Regions from separate parts of the Mus musculus genome. Here region 2 is linked to region 1. The links are chromatin loops, found by intact Hi-C in ENCODE. Cell type or tissue: heart. All regions are shown on one strand.

What was found. A loop is a pair of places that touch in the nucleus more often than their neighbours do. Peaks named below come from ENCODE experiments on the same cell type or tissue, not always from the same donor. Only the 100,000 strongest peaks of a DNase experiment are listed, where the experiment ranks them.
Region 2: a loop joins it to region 1, with 5 times the contacts of the local background. A loop is called at or near these places in 11 of 42 quality-filtered maps.

The regions. Positions count from the first base shown.
Region 1 is chr9:117,899,388-117,907,387 of GRCm38, reverse strand. No RefSeq gene overlaps it. Among named protein-coding and RNA genes, the nearest start is that of Azi2, 140 kb to the left of the region's middle. In heart, a CTCF peak has its summit at 4,202; no DNase peak of the experiment used is centred here; H3K27ac peaks cover 410 bases; H3K27me3 peaks cover 265 bases.
Region 2 is chr9:117,962,979-117,970,978 of GRCm38, reverse strand. It overlaps Zcwpw2 (zinc finger, CW type with PWWP domain 2), which reads left to right. Exons shown (of 9, transcript NM_001378466.1): 4 at 6,401-6,515. Among named protein-coding and RNA genes, the nearest start is that of Azi2, 74 kb to the left of the region's middle. In heart, a CTCF peak has its summit at 4,132; no DNase peak of the experiment used is centred here.

The sequences.
Region 1 (8,000 bases):
GTGTTCATTCCCTTGGGGAATGCAACCACAACATGGGCACACACTCCACCAGGACCTGATCTTGTGCTTTTCAACCCCTACAGCTTCGAGGAAACAAATTTCTCTCTGTCCTCCAATACCCAGTCTTAATTCTGTTGCAGAAGTGCAAGCAAATTAAGATGTACTAGAGCCTGGTGCCAGAGAAGTGGGATGTTGCTATGACAAATTCCTCTTTGGAGACAGGGAGATGGGTCACGGGCAGAGGCTGGTACAGTTACACCGTGCTCAGCAATCTACCTTGTTGTGACAGTAGCAAATCCCAAGCCTACCTTCACCAAACCTGGCACATTTCCACTTGTTTTGCAGTCTTGTATGCTAGAACAAGTCTAAGTTATCACAACTAGGGCGGGAAGGGAGGCGCTGGTGGCAGTGGTGGGAAGCCGTGCCACCCTTAGAGATTGCCTGAGTGATTATGACCAGAATGCCGGACTGAAAGTTGGGGAAGCAACCACTCTGATGTTCTGGTCCATAGTGGGGGGCACCTTAGGGGGCCCCGGAGGAAAGAACTTGGTTGAATTATTTCAACATCTTAATATTTTGTGGAAACAGAATTGAAAGGCAACAGATAAGAGAATTTACAGATGAAGTCTCCAAGTGAACAGGGCACCACCTTGCTCTTAAAAGGAGGAGAAAAAAATGAACCAAATTCGAGGTGGAATGCTATTAAAGAGGAAGAGTGGCCGGAAGGTTGTGATACAGGAGAGAGCGTGCTTAGAGAGACCAGCAGGAGTGAAGAGGCCAAGAGCTAGCTATCCACCAAGACAAAGTCCAGTTAGAGCTGTTTCTGCGTCCCCAGCTAGCTCCAACCAGGACTTGGGGGAAACAGTGTGAAAACAGAAGCCCGGAGGACCCGGGCATTTTCTGCCTTGCTTTCCTCCTGTGCTGGTGCAGTGGTCCTGACCCTTGGTCCACCCAGCTGTGACACCAGTGGATGCAGGTGTAGCTCTAGGCCACCACTTTGGAAGCCACGTCACAGCCCTCGGTAATACCTGCACAGTCCTAACTCTGCCTGGAAGAACAACACATACTGGATCCCTTTGGATGCAAAACTGGCTCCTGCTGCTTCTAAGCCCAGAAAGTTAAATTCTCATTCACCGCTAGAAAAATAAAAACAAAAAGCCATGACAGGGTTGGAAGTAGGAAAAACTTAGCTTTGTACCCACTTTCATGGGTCTTTTTGCCTCCATTCTCTTCCCCTCTCTTGGTCTCCTTTCTAAATGTTCCACTGTGCCTATACTCACACTTGTTTACATGCAGATGTGTTTACATCATAAGCCGAGAGCCATGAGGGTGAACATGTGGGCTTGGTTTGGTTTCCTTTCCTAGTTGGGCTAGCCTCCGGTAACATTATGTTTTTATGCCCACTCATTTTCCTACAAATTACATTTTTCCTTACAACTGAATCATATTGATCTCTATAGATTTTGTAATCGCCACTTGTACTTTACCTGACCTGTTTTTTCTAACGTTCTTTATAATTTTTTGAAAGCCTATGCTCCCTCAGTGTGTTAACCCCACTTCTTTCTGAGTTGCTGTCAGGACTCGGTGCACTGATGTTATGTGGCCCTGACAGTTTTCCTGCCCTTCTCTTGCCGAGACTAGCTCTGATTGCTTATGTGCAGACGGGCTTTCACTAAAAGCACTAGCCAAAGAAATGGTGTAAGGAAACAGGAAAGATGGCTTATTCATCCTGACAGTTAGATTTTTAAAATTTGAAGAGGAGGAGGAGCCAGAGTAGCCTTGGTTGTATTTTGCAACATCAGGCAATAACAGGATCTGCTGCAACAAATGGCCAAGGTTATGGCCCCCATAAAGCTTAATTTGCATTTGGAATATTCCTGCACATTCACTGAGAATGCAAAGCAGGCTCTGCAGGTTTGAGGGCAGCTGAGCTACACTGCATTTCGGAATCTCGGTGGTTCACGCAGAGGCACGGGGAGAATGGCTTGCTGCGTGTGTGACCGGCCTCAGCTCTTGCTGTATGTCTGGACAGGACATACAGAGCTTTAAAGCAGATGGTCTTCCTGGGCTACCCTTGGAGGAGACACAGTGACCAGATGGTCTGATGTGAATTGTGACTGGGCCACAGTGTGGCCAAGCAGATTATCTGGGTCATTCTGGGGGACTGATGTAGATGGTCAGAAGACTGATTGCCACAGTTGGAACCTTTGGTGTGAGGACCAGAATGACTCAGGGGGTGGTGCCAGCCGTGTTCTGCTCCAGCCCACTCAGTGTGCACTAAGCAGGTCTTGTGTCCAGAAGCTGAAGTGAGATGAGAAGCGCAGTCAGAGAACCACAGTGCGCAGGAGATTCCGTTTCCAGATGAAGCCATCGCCCAGCAATCACAACCTGAGGAGCAGCCTCAGCCCATGCCGTCCACCTGCCTCGCCCTCTCAGGAATGCATCGGTCGGGAGGGGAGGGGGGTCAGGCTCAAATCTTTCAGATTAATTTGTGTGCTGCCTGTCTCTGTTCTTCTTCTGTTCTCATTTCTGAGCGCCTCACATGTCTGAGTTTCTCACGTACCCAGGGGACAGCTACCTGTTGGCAACTGCTCTGTTCACACTATTTAAGGGCACCCTTCCAAGATGCCTGCTTCCCAGTGTCTGCTCATGGGTGAGGTAGCCATCAGACTGGGGTCCGTCTTTAATCAAACAGGTGGAATTTTAGGGTAAGTTGGATTTCCCCAGTTTCCCCTTTAATAGCCTGTCTGTCCATGGACCAACAGGGGCCCTGGGACCTAAATTCTACTTACTTACCAGTCAGCTGTGGACCTCAGAGCACCAGCAAATGCTTGGGTCCCAACCATCCAGCTGGCCACTCCTACTGTCGGCCCTGTAACCGACCTCGGCCATCAGTGCCTTTCCTGTGACTCTGTGTCCTCTCAAGTACACCAAGTCTCTGAGCTACAGACAAGATTCCTGGGATGAAACATTTACAGAGGAAAGAGGGCTACCATGGCTCATGGTTCTGAAGGCGAGGAAGTCCACGAGGCCAGCACTGGCATTTCCTTGGCCTCTGGGAAGGACCTCATGTGTCTCCCCCTATTCCAGGAAGCCGATGAGCACACACAGAGGGGAGATGAGAGGCAAGGGCGGATCTCACTGAGGGTTTCTATGGCTGCCACAAAACACCATGACCAAAAGGCAGAGCAGGGAGGAAAGGGGCTATTTGTTTTACACTGCACATCACAGTTCATCATCAAAGGAAGTCAGGACAGGAACTCAGACAGGGCAGGTACCTGGAGGGGCACATGCAGAGGCCATACAGGGGCACTGCTTACTGCCTTGCTCCTGATGGTTTGCTCAGCCTGCTTTCTGAGAGAACCCAGGACCAGCCCACAGAGGACATCGCCACAGTGGGCTGGACCCTCCCCCACCAATCACTAGTTAAGAAAATGCCTTACAGGCTTGCTTTTGGCCTGATCCTGTAGAGGCATTTTCTTAATTAAGGTTCCCTCTTCTCAGATGACTTTAGCTTGTGTCAAGCCAGCAGAGAGCTAAACACCCACAAAACCAGCATCATTGCTATGATACAGGCACTAAGTGTGGCTTGAGGACGCCCCTCGCCCCCATAACCTAATCTCATCTATTAGGCCTCCCCTCCCAAACTGCCAAATGGATATCAAAGTTTCCAACATGGGAACTTTTAGGGTCACACCTAAGCCCTGGGACACATGTAAAAATACTGTATCAGTGAAGTCAAATAAAGGTCAGGGAGAGGAGAAAATGGAAGAGAAACGAGGGGAATAAATGAACACAAGGGCAGGAGACAGATGAGGACAAGTGTTACAAAGAGGGAGGGAACAGAGCGGGGCGTCTAAAGACTTCTGATGTCCCAGTAAAATGCATAAAATTAACATTGGGAGAGGAATAAAAATAAAAACACACGTGTTTATGCAATAAGATACAGTGAGAATCTTGCTAACCTTTAGTAAAAAAGAAACATGTGCAAGACACATCCCATGGCAGTGACTTCCTCCAAAATGGAGTCTGCCAGCTGGAGGCAGGGCTGGCGTCAGTTGAACTCCAGGACTCTTGTCTTTTCTGTCATTTAGGCTGCTGCTGAGTTTTAACTGGGCCAGCCCCAGATGTCTGACAGAGCATCTTCCCTTCCTTCCTTCCTTTCTTTGTGTACCAGGAGCCTCTGCTGGCCACACTTAGTTTTGCAGTCTCTGGGCCAGAGCAGGTTTGCCCATGCTTCCAAGACTCCAAATGTCATACTTTAGGAAGTGACTAGTTTAATAGCCAGGGGCCATCCTCCGTCCGGAGTGTGTCTGGAGTGGAGGAGGGGTGCAGACAGAGTCCTGAGATCTATGCGGAGGGTCTAATGGTTCCACTGCTCTCAAAGCCCACGAAACGCTAAGCACCTTCCTCGAGGGACGAGGCTGTGGAAGTCAAGTACCCCATGGGTGCTTCAGAGCTCCATGTGCAGCCAGGGGAGGAACAGCAGAAGAGGCAGCTGCAGAGGCTGTGCCACCCTGTGACATCAGGGGCTGTTGGGTCCACATTTATGCTCAGGTGACGGGGTCCTTGCCACCAAGGATGGAGCCGAGTGCAGGATGCCTATGAAGGCATGCCTGAGCTGGTGTCAGGTTCTTGCTCTCTCCCACTGTCCTGCAGCTGTCTCCCAGGCTGGCCGACCTCCAGCTTCCTTAGCCATGCCCACAGGGTAGCTCTCTTAAACCTTAGGTTCTCTCCCCGTGGCACCACCGGGAATGGCAAAATGGACATCCTCTCTACTGCCAGCCCATTCCGCTGGTGAAGTCACTGTCTTACCAAGATCCTCAAGTGGATTCATTGTTAGAGAGAGCTGTGGCTCTTCCTGTAGGTTGAGCGATCTGTATCTCGTCACCAAGCGCCACCTGACTTACAGGATGTGGCTTCTGGTTCCTCTCCCTCCACCCGGAAGCCATGATTGGAACTCCCGTACAGCGTACCCCTGATTGCTGTGTCGGCGTTCTGCCCCTGCAGGTTCTTATCCTTTCTATCACTGGCTCTGTGAGGACCTAGACTCTTCCCGTCTCCGCACACACCGCTCCCCTCCCCGAGGACAGAGCCTGTTCTTTGTGATTCTGTAGCTTCTCATCGCACCATCGCCTGCAGGAAGCAGGAAGCCTTAGTTTCTTTCTTCATTTCAACCTGAATTTGTTCACAGAAACATTTACATAGCAGAGTTATTCTGCTAGGTGGGTAAAGAAAAATATTTTTATGCCATGGATTGAAAATAAGTCTGAGTGAAAGAGCCAGCCAGCCCTCCTGGCTTCACCCTTTCCTATGCTGCATGCCCGGGACTAGCGTTTGTTATTTACCCAGATCGGGCACACAGACCTCAGGGTCTGCGCCTGCTTTCTCAGCTTTCCCCATCACCACAGTCTCTCCTTGTCTCACTTCTGTTTGCGGTGGAGTTTTGTTTGTTTGTTTTGCTCTTTGTTGTCTTATTTGAGACAGGGACTCAAGAGCTCAGAATGGCCTCAAACTTGACACATAGCTGAAGGTGACCTCGAACTCCTGATTCCCCTGCCTCTACCTTCCGAGTTCTGGGATTGCAGTTGTTCTTTGCAGTGCCTATCAGGCTCATACAAGTTTCTTTTAATAGTCCAAAAGTGGTGCCAAGCCTGCAGCCGTGAGTGGGAATTCAGTCATTAAAATGTCGGCAGTGCCTGGATTCAGACACCCGTTCCCAGAAGCCCCAATCTTTCTCCCACCAGCTCACCACGGTGGTCTTCCAAGAATGATACCTCTTTTCTCAGTAGGAACTGAAGTCCCGGCTGCTTAGAAAATATATTTGCGCCTCTGTACAAATAGAAGCCACAGCTCACCCTGACCTTCCATACAGGGTATATTCCAGTTGCTTCTTTCTTCAATTACCTCAGAGACCCTTTGTGCTCAGTGTGACAGTCACCAGATTCATGAGGCTGTTAAGTTATTAAAATGGAACAAGATGTGAAATTTGGTTCTTTGGACATACTGGCCACATTTCAAACAGCAGGTACACAGGTAGCAAAAGGGACAGCGACAGATGGATTTCCTGGCTCTGTAGGACAATGCCGCTGTTGAGTTCTGAGGTGGTCCCTAGGCCTCCTCGCTCTCCTCTTTTGTTCATTTCTTTGAATCACTTTAGTCCTTTTGATTCACTTAACAAAACTCTAAGGCAAATTCTAAAAGTGTAGATTTTGGGACTGCATTTTGCTCTAGGTATGAAGGTAGTAAGCTTTTAAAAAGTGAGATCAAATCCTGAGCTCAGTAGGAAACACCGTCACCCAGTCATCCCATGACTGACTTACGTCAATAAAACTGTGCTGGCTTTGAGTGGGGTGAGGAGCTCACAGTGGGCTGTGCAGCCGAGTTAGTTTAGCAATGTGGAGCCAGTCTGACGGAAAGAGAACGAACGGTCCCACAGAGGAGAAAGACAGGGGCAAAGGGACAGGAGTGAAGTAAAGTCAGCGCCTAGTTCACACTGTCCCTCGGCCTCCACACGCCCCTTCAGATGAAGGGCCTTGTCCTTAGGAAAGGACAGCCACATGTGGTGCGGAGCCTCGTGAGTGCTCCTCCCCGACTGAGTCATCTGTCATAAGTAAGTGGGCACTAACCTGAGTTGGCTGCCAGACTGATTGCTTGTACCTCAAATCTGCATGGCAGTCGAGTGACAGGGAGTGAGAACTTGATTTCCATTCCTGTCCCTTATCAGCCATGTGGGCTTCGGTCAGTCCCTTGATTTGGGGCTCTCAGTCTCAGCTGTGGAGAAGGAAGGCTTCTGTTCTGGTTCTCCAACCTCTGGGGCTCCATTGGGGTAACAGGGCACACCACTTCATAAAATAGAGATGTCAGCAGGTTTATTTTTGGTTTTGTTTGGTCCTGATTCTTGGTAACGGGGGCTGTACAGTTTCCCAAGCCATAGAACAACTCTGTCCTGACTGTCATGATAACACTTGTTTATCTCACGACTGAAAAGATCTCTTATTTCCTTTAGCTCATCCTTGACCCTCTCTTGGATTTCTTCATTAAAAAGACGTGAATAAAGTTCACAGTGTTTTGCTCGGGAATAGCTAACGAATTCGTTGCAGTGAATGCCTAGCAGCAACAACGGGCTGCCCTCAGGGGTCTCTAGTATCTGCCCCACCGACCGCTTCCACTTTCTTTCCAGAGTGGAATCTGCCCAACAGCACACCTGATGACATCCCAGACCTGTCTGCAGAGCGTGGGGTCACCAATGGTAACACATTTGTCATTATCTATTGAGTAGACTCTGAGATTCCTAACGGGCTTTAACTCAGGATGGGTTCATCCTGGGCACAGCAGTTGCTCAAGGTAGTCCTTCCAGGACAGCCCTCGATGTGCATCTGCGACCGGCCAAGGTCAAACCCACAGTAGCTGCTGCCTTAGTGCTACTGTGGGCTAAGTACAGCCCCCTTAGTGAGGGCACAAGGCTACCCATGCTTGGAGAGGGAGAGTTACACATGGCAGGCACTCTTTCTGCATCATGGGATTCTACTCCACACACAGGGACTTTTATTTTTACCGTAGTCAGTCTGTCCAAGGTCCGTTTCTGTCTTCTCCTCTTCTGCAAACCTTACTGAAATTACTGCTGGCGCGGCTGCTGCATGCTACTCTAACACTGTGTACCTCTCTATTGGACAAGAGCATCAGGAAGTTAAGGTAGAAGAAGATCAGAAGAGCGCCCCCCTTTCAAACACCCTACCGCACTTAAATATGCCATTTAGCCACATTCCTATTGCTGTGGCAGATCAACTTAAGGGGAGAAGGATTTACTCTGGCTTGTGGTTTAAGGGTCCACCATAGTGGAGAAGACACAGTGCCTGGACTAGCTTCTAGTAAGGCTCGTTGTGTGATGGTGACCAGAAGATCACGTCATCCAATTACATTCTACCTCTTAAAGGTGCCACAACCTCCCAGGGCACGGTTATACTCTAGGGACCAAGTGTTCCAACACGTGCAACTAT
Region 2 (8,000 bases), 64 kb before region 1:
CTCCTTCTCTCTCCCTGCCTTCCGCTCCACCTTCTCTTTATCTGCCCAATCATCAGCTCTTTTTTATTTTACAAATTAAGGTGGAAAGCAGGTTTACAGGAAATCACCTGAGTGCTGACTCATTCCTTGTTCACAACCCCTCATAGGGGAATGGAATTAACATCAAATATAATTAGCCCCAGGGCTATCCACGTGTCCCTCCATGTGTACACTTTGGTTGGTTTTTAGTCCCTGGGAGCTCTGCGGGGGGGGGGGGGTTCTGGTTGATTGATATTGTTGTTCTTCCTATGGGGTTGCAAATCCCTTCAGCTCCTTCAGTCCTTTTTCTAACTCCTTCATTGGGGTCCCCGTGATCAGTTCAATGGTTGGCTGTGAGCATTTGCCTCTGTATTTGTCAGGTTCATGTTACCAGCACATACCATGCTAGCTTCCAAAGGAGGGAAGCAACCAACAGTCTTACCTAGCAGTGATGGTTATAAACCACTACAATGACCAATATGGCAACCATAATGCTAAGTGTGCAGTAGTGGCATATAGTACTTTGGTGCTAGCCAACATCTCTATAATTGGACTTAAGGCTTACTCAACAAGAGGGAAATCATGCCTGGTACTAGAACCCTAACCACCTACCTTGAGCTACTGAAGTCATGGACCTTGGAGGAAAAACTACAACCACCCCTGTACTAAACCAGCATAGTTTCTAACTACATTCCAAACATTTATCCTTGTATCTACAGGTAAGCATAGTTTTCACCCTTCGTCAAGAAAATGCTTTGCAATAGATGAAGATTATAGAAAAGCACCACTAATCAAAATGAAGATTGTGGTGCTCAGTACCAATGGATACATCTACAATGCAAGTTCTGCATCATTGTTTTAAAGGGGGAAAAAGATGAAAAGAATCAAGGAACAAGAAGTTTGCTGAGAAATGCATCTCCTAGAAATATTATGTCTATGAAGCTACACCTGCAAAGTCTCAAAAACATGGCAAATGTGCCCTAAGAGAGGATGACACCAATGGACATGTTTACATAGAATGGGGTAATTTCATAGGGCCTCAACTCTAGACAAAGAACTAACACAGCTGTGCAATACTGAGAGTGGAATAAATAATCTTCCCAAGGAAGAGCACACCAATTGGTTATCCAATACCAAATGGTCAGCCCTTAAAGGTTAGACATACAAAGCAATACGATATGTTCTAAGCAGTTGTACTTCTATATTTAGGAATACACACACACACACACACACACACACACACAAACACACACACATGCACCATCCATTTACAACAATTCAAGACAAAAAGGCCATAACTTTGAAAGAGAGCAAGGGGGTTACATGAGAGGATTTGGAGGGAGGATAGGGAAGGTGGGAATCTAATTTTTTTTTTAAAAACACCATGAAAACTATACTTTCTTTCAGGTCTACAAGGTATCAACTATAACACTGTATGATAGTAGAGCAACAAAAACATTTTCTTTGGCCTCTTTTCTTTTTCATTTTAACACGTGAGGATATGGTAAATTTAGGGGAAAAGAGGGCTGAGGATCAGCGGGCACAAGCTGCAGCCTGGGCTGTGCTCCTTGTACATGAAGTGCAAGAGCCGGCATGAACAGAAACTTAAACAATTTGAACACATTAATGGAAATTTTATTAATTTTGTAAGGGGCACAGCAACTGGAGGACACTTTATATTCTGAAGTTAACAGATACGCAGAAGTGTCACATGACCTACTCTAGGCATTCATCTTTACATGTTTTTCCCTTTTGGACAGGGTTGCTTTGTATAGCCCTGGCTGGCTGGAACTCGCTGTGTAGATCTGGCTGGCTTGGAACTCATAGAGATCCACCTGTCTATGCCTCCTGAACGCTGTCATCAAAGGCTTATGCCACCACACGAGAGTTATTAGTGTTTTGAAGTAAAATGAATGACAATGTTACCATTACAATACCTTCAGGCTCGGTGGTGATTCATTCTTGATAAACAGTAACCTAGTAACAAGGATGTGGAATGCATTTGCTTAGTGAGATACTGGGCCTCTCTTGACAATCCAGAGACCTTTGCCTGGAAGATGCCAAGTGAGTGATTGTAGCAGTGTCTAGGAGAGCTGTGATGGTTACAAACACTCTTTCTGAAGTCCTCTACAGAATGATTTGGTTCAGTTCATGTTTTAGAAAGCACATGAACTCATCTATCTGACTGAGTATTTTAAATAGAGGAGAAACTTATCATTTCTGTAAGAAATTGGAATTTTTTAAAAAGTATGTTAAATTTCTATATTCTAATATTTAATATTGGGTTTTAGTTGTTTATATAATTAGCTGAAAGAAAAAAATTTCAGACAGGAAAGGGAAAAGCAAAATGATAGTTTTCAATTTGTATTTTATATGAATAAGAACTGGAATAAAAACAGTTGTGAGTTGCTATGTGAGTACTGGACAGTAAAGACATCTTGAAGAGTGTCCAGTGCTGGGAACCACTGAGTCACCTCTAGTTCCAACACAATGTGTTTAACATGGTTATGTGCCTGGCAAAGCAGTAGAACTCAAGTAGAAAACCTACTGTCTTTACTGAATAATAGGAAAACCATTCAAAGTGGGAAAATTCAGTTCTATCTCATCTAATACGATTGCTGTACACAAGCGACTAGTTTGAAAATACAATTGTGATACTCATTTTTGATGACACCAAGTTATATAAAATGCACTGGAGTAAGAGTGTGAAGCAAAGCATCAAACCTACTATGTAAAACTTCAAAATCCTACTACAAAGATAGGAAAGAAGCCCAAGAAGATGGAAAAACAGAATCCACTTTTTGGTGTGGAAGATTTAACTCAGTAGATGTCAATTTAAGTTACTGTCAACAAAGCCCCAATTTAAAAGGAAACAGAATCTTAGTATTTGTAGGAACGTAGAACCTAGAGTGATGATATTCGCCTGCAGAATACACAAGGTGTTAATGATAGAAACTCTAACAGTTAAAGCAGTTTGTTACTAATACTACTAAAGTAATGGAAGCTGGAATGGAATAACAGAATTCACACTCTCAAAAGTGTCTCCCTGCTGCACACCACTGCGGTTTCCTGCCTGGGCTGTTGCTGTAGCCTGCTAAGCAGCTGTTCCACAGCGACACTTAACTTCTGCATAACTTGAACTCATCAGAGTAGTGAGATTGATTGTTTGAAGGCATTAACCAAAGCCAGGTATGGTGGTGCATGTAATTCCAGTGAACAGAGTGAGACGGGCATGGCAAGTTCTGTCCAGCCTGAGGTATGCAGTAAGACCATGTCTCACAAAGCGGGAAAGGCAGGGAAAGACGGTCTGGTGGACCGTCTCCACCAGAGCTCTGCAGTGTCACCTGTTTCAGGCTGGGCAGGAACTAAACACTGCTGCTGGCTTCATGGCCCTCCCTACTCTGGCCCTTAGTAATTTTTCTGGCACTCTCCCCATCTTTTATCATTGTCTCTCTGCCACACTGCGTTCTTTGATGCATCCTGAATATGCATCCATATCCGACCTTTGAGAATATCTTCTCCAGAAACATTCTTTTCTTGAAGGGCTAGATGGCTGGCTCCCCAAACTCCTTCAAGTCTGCTCAAAAGACACCCTGTCAGTTTCAGTGAGTTTCTCTGACCACTGTTCTGCTCTCGCTCACTCTGCATGGGTGATTGCCCTGGCCTCCTGCCATGTAGGCTTTCCTTACCCCACACAGAATGCTAGAGTGCTGCTTTTCACACAGTGGACCAGAGGTGAGTATTGTCTGCTCACCAACAGTTCCCCAAATAGGGGGCTACATTGTGTTGAATCAGTCAATCAATTGCATAATCAAAAAGAGGAAAAACAAAACATATATCTATTAATATCAATGTCAAATAAATGCCTATGTTTTTTTCAAGTGCTTATAAATGCATATTGAATTTGTAGAATAGAAAAAGCATTAATCATGGTTGACTACGTGAGAAAGAGTTCAGAGAGTGACAAAGATGGAGATCCAGAATCCCTAGAGCTTGAACCTGCCACGTCTTGATTTAAAAAAAAAAAGTGCAGTGTACAGTTGAGTCTCATTCTGGAATTAAAAATTCTTCATAAAGTTGAGGCTCAACTGAGCACCTTCAGGCAGTGTTAATTTGTTCAGCCACTAGGTGTCCTGTATCTACCATAAGTTCTTAAAGAAGCCCTGACAGAGTCCCAGCTTCCCAGCTCCCTGAGCTGTCTGTAGTTCAGTGTTGCCAGCGTCAGTCCCGAGCTGTTTCTTTAAAGGGAACCGAGGAGCATCTGTTCAGTTTTAGGAAGAGATCCCCACTGGACAGCTCCTTATCATCATGGTAGCGTTAGTGCTGCAGAGACACATTAGCTACCTGCCTAACACACACATTCGAGACAAGAGCTCTACATACAGCGCGGCTGGCCTAGAGCTCACTCTGTGGACCAGGCTGACTGTGAGCTCACAGAGATCCACCTGCCTGAGTGATGGGGTTGAAGGTGTGTGTTACCATGGCCACCGTGACAGTCTTAACTTACATGTGCAGTGTGAAAGCCAGCCAGATGGCTTGGTGGGTAAAGATGCTTGTCTCCATTCCTGACAACCTGAGTTTAATCACAACAACTCGCCTGGTAGGGTAGAACTAGGCTCCTCAAGTTGTGCTTTAGCTTCCAGACATGTGCTGTGTCACATACACAAAGCACATAAATTGTAAACATTAAAGATTACAGCTAACAAATCAAATTGCTTACATTTTCATTTTTTGTGTGTAAATTTAAATTTTTATTGGATATTTCATTTATTTACGTTTCAGATGTTATCCCCTTTCCCAATTTCCCCTCCAGAACCCCCTATCCCATACCCCCTCCCCCTGCTTCTATGGTGGTGATGGTGCTCCCCCACCCACCCACCTACCTCCCTGGCCTCATATACCCCTACACTGGGGCATAGAGCCTTCACAGGACCAAGGGCCTCTACTCCCACTGATGCCCAACAAGGCCATCCTCTGCTACATATGTGGCTGGAGCCATGGGTTGCTCCATGTGTACTTTTTAGTTGGTGGTTTAGTCTGTGGGAGTTCTGGGGGGTCTGGTTGATTGATATTGTTGTTCCTCCTTTGGGGTGGCAAACCCCTTCAGCTTAACATAATAAATGAATGAAATTTACATTTTATGTATATGAAAGTATTTTTTATTTGATTATACGCTTTTACTACTTCAATTATGTACCAGTGATTGTCCAAAAGCAGTTAAGAGGCATTTTCTGAATGTTCACAACACTCATTGAGGTGTCAAACCCGTGGCACCATGAAAGCTACAAAGATAAACACCTAGTGTTGTCATGGACCTTCGTTTTTGGGTGGAGATGGTCATGGCCACCTGTAACTACAACATATGTCAGAATGTAGCAAATCAATAAATGACAATGTTGGACATACTTGGAGCAAATAGTTGATAATACTTTGGGGACTACCCATGTGGCATCTGAAAAGGGCTTTGTTCACAGTTTCATTCTGTGAGTTGAGAGGGAATGTTGTAGAGGTTGAAAATTGTGTGCAAATACTGCATTATTTCTTCTATCTAGGACAAGCCTAAGAGCTTCATGTCTGGGTGGTAAATATGTCTCAGTAGAAGAAATATCCATATCCCCACTGATGGCATTTTCAAAAAGAAAATCAGTCACACATTTTATAATTGTAATATTTAAAGTCATAAAACTTCCTAACAATTAAAAGGTTTTAGAAAAATTGCTGTATTAGATGATTGATATTTTTAATTCAGGTTCTTTTTTTCAGTTTTTTAAACACCTAGAAAATGTGCAATGCCTTATTAGAATGACACACACTGTATTCCTACTATCCTAGAAATTGTCATCCACTGTGTCCTATAACACTCATGAAAAGTCAGTGGTTGGCTGCTCAGACTCACAAAGTATACACACGGAGAGGCTGGGGCAGAGCAGGCAAAGAGTGTGTGTGTGTGTGTGTGTGTGTGTGTGTGTGTGTGTGTGTGTGTGTAGGTCTGGCACAACACCACACTAGATGCAAATAGAATTAATTGTCATACACTAAGAACACTGCTTTGTCATTCCTGACCACTCGAGTCTCGTTCTCTGTCACATAAAGTGAGGTTAGTGTTACCCCCTTCAGATGTATCCTGCTGACTGCTTGCTACCCTGGGAGCATGGGAAATGCATCATATCATCTTAATGAAGGGTCTTTAACTTAGATTCTCACAACTCTGCTAAGCTTCAAAACACTAAAACAATAGCCAGGTACCAAGCCTAAGCAACATTTATGTGGTGCTCAAATTAGACTTAGCTCCAGTGAGTGTTATGTCAAGTATAGGATCTAAAACAAAATTAACATTTAAAAATAAACACTATTCCTTGTTTGAATTTATGCATTTCTCTAGGCAGCAGACTGTACGAAGAAGAAGAGGTGGTATAGAAGTGCCCTCGAGGAAGCATACCAACTCTACAGGTGTTCCGCAGAGCAAAGACTAGAAGTGTGCTGCCTGTCAAAGCCGAGTATGTAAAGTTTCCTCTTCTTACTGTCCAAACCAGAACGCTTGGATGTATGCCTCCTATGTCCGTACATTTAACATTTTATGTGTTTTCTTTATGTACAAATGTGGTTTTTGTTCATTGTAAAAGAATCTTCAAGTGAATTAATAGCACATATCTTGTTCTCTGAGATTATTTTTAGTTTAAACACAGGCACTGTAATTAGTGCTTTCTGCTATTTTATTTACTCTTAGATTGCATAAACCATTACTTCAAAACATATAATTAAAATATTAGAAACCACAGATTAAAAATGTATCCTTCATATGATAGTTTTACAGGGATACTCTGGGTTTTGTATTATTTTGTTTGGTTTTTGAGAATATGTGTTTTCAAAATGCTTGATTTTAAAATAATACCAAAGTGGGGGTGAATCATATAGTCACAGTTTTAAGATTGTTTTATTCTGTTTTCCTTATCTATTGTGGACATATCGTGGTGTTCTAGTGGAGGTTAGAGAACCACTTTAGGGGATCAGTTAACACATTCTCTGAGGTGGGTCCTGGGGGATCAGTCAAACTCAGTCAACAGGCAAGCGCCTTACTTCCTGAACCACCTCACAGGCTTACAGCATTTTCATTCTCCTACATAACTGCAGGAGCCAGTGTCTCTTGTGGCGTGATGGTGACCAGAGCCACAATGCTTATCATTTGTCTTCTCCTCGCTTTCAGGTCAACTGAATGACTTTAAAACATAAACTTAGGTAGATAGGTTTTTTTTTTCTCAAATAAAAAGTTTCCTATACAAATTTACTGACAATGTATATGAGACTTTTCCAATGGAGAAAAACCTTCACCATTACTGCTGAAGGCCAGATCTTTACATAAAGTACTGTGCTTTCGAACTTAAAGTAATAGACAGAAGGCTATGTGGGATGAAAAAATAACTGTGATCACTGTACAAGAATATTTTAAAATATATCTGGGTTTATTATAATCATTTCCTAGGACAGTCATAATCTTTTTAAAGTTAAGTATGCCATGCCTACTAACTTTCAGGTGAGTGAGTTTAAAGGCTATGCTGGATAAAGCATAACATCCATGAGCCCCACCCTCACTGGGCAAGCGCCTCCACTGTGGTACCTACTCAGCCTGTGCTTTGCATTTGGAATGGGTCTGCCAGTTCCTGCTCCTCCCCACCCCACCCCCAGAATTTTATTCATGTTTTTACAAAATAGTCTTTCATGTTTGGAGCTGTCTTGGGTTCACAAAAATTACATACCTTCTGTCCACCAGAACTTCCCCTCTCCTACCATCAAAGCCCACACCATGTGATTTGTTGTAACCAGTGAGCCCACGCCAACACTTCTCGTAACCTGAGTTCAGAGTGCACATGAGACTTGACTCTAGTTTTACACGCTGTGTCATCATTGTCATACCGCACACAATCATTACATGGCCTTAAAATCCCGTGTCCTCCTTACTCATCTTTTCTCCCGCCAACACTCAG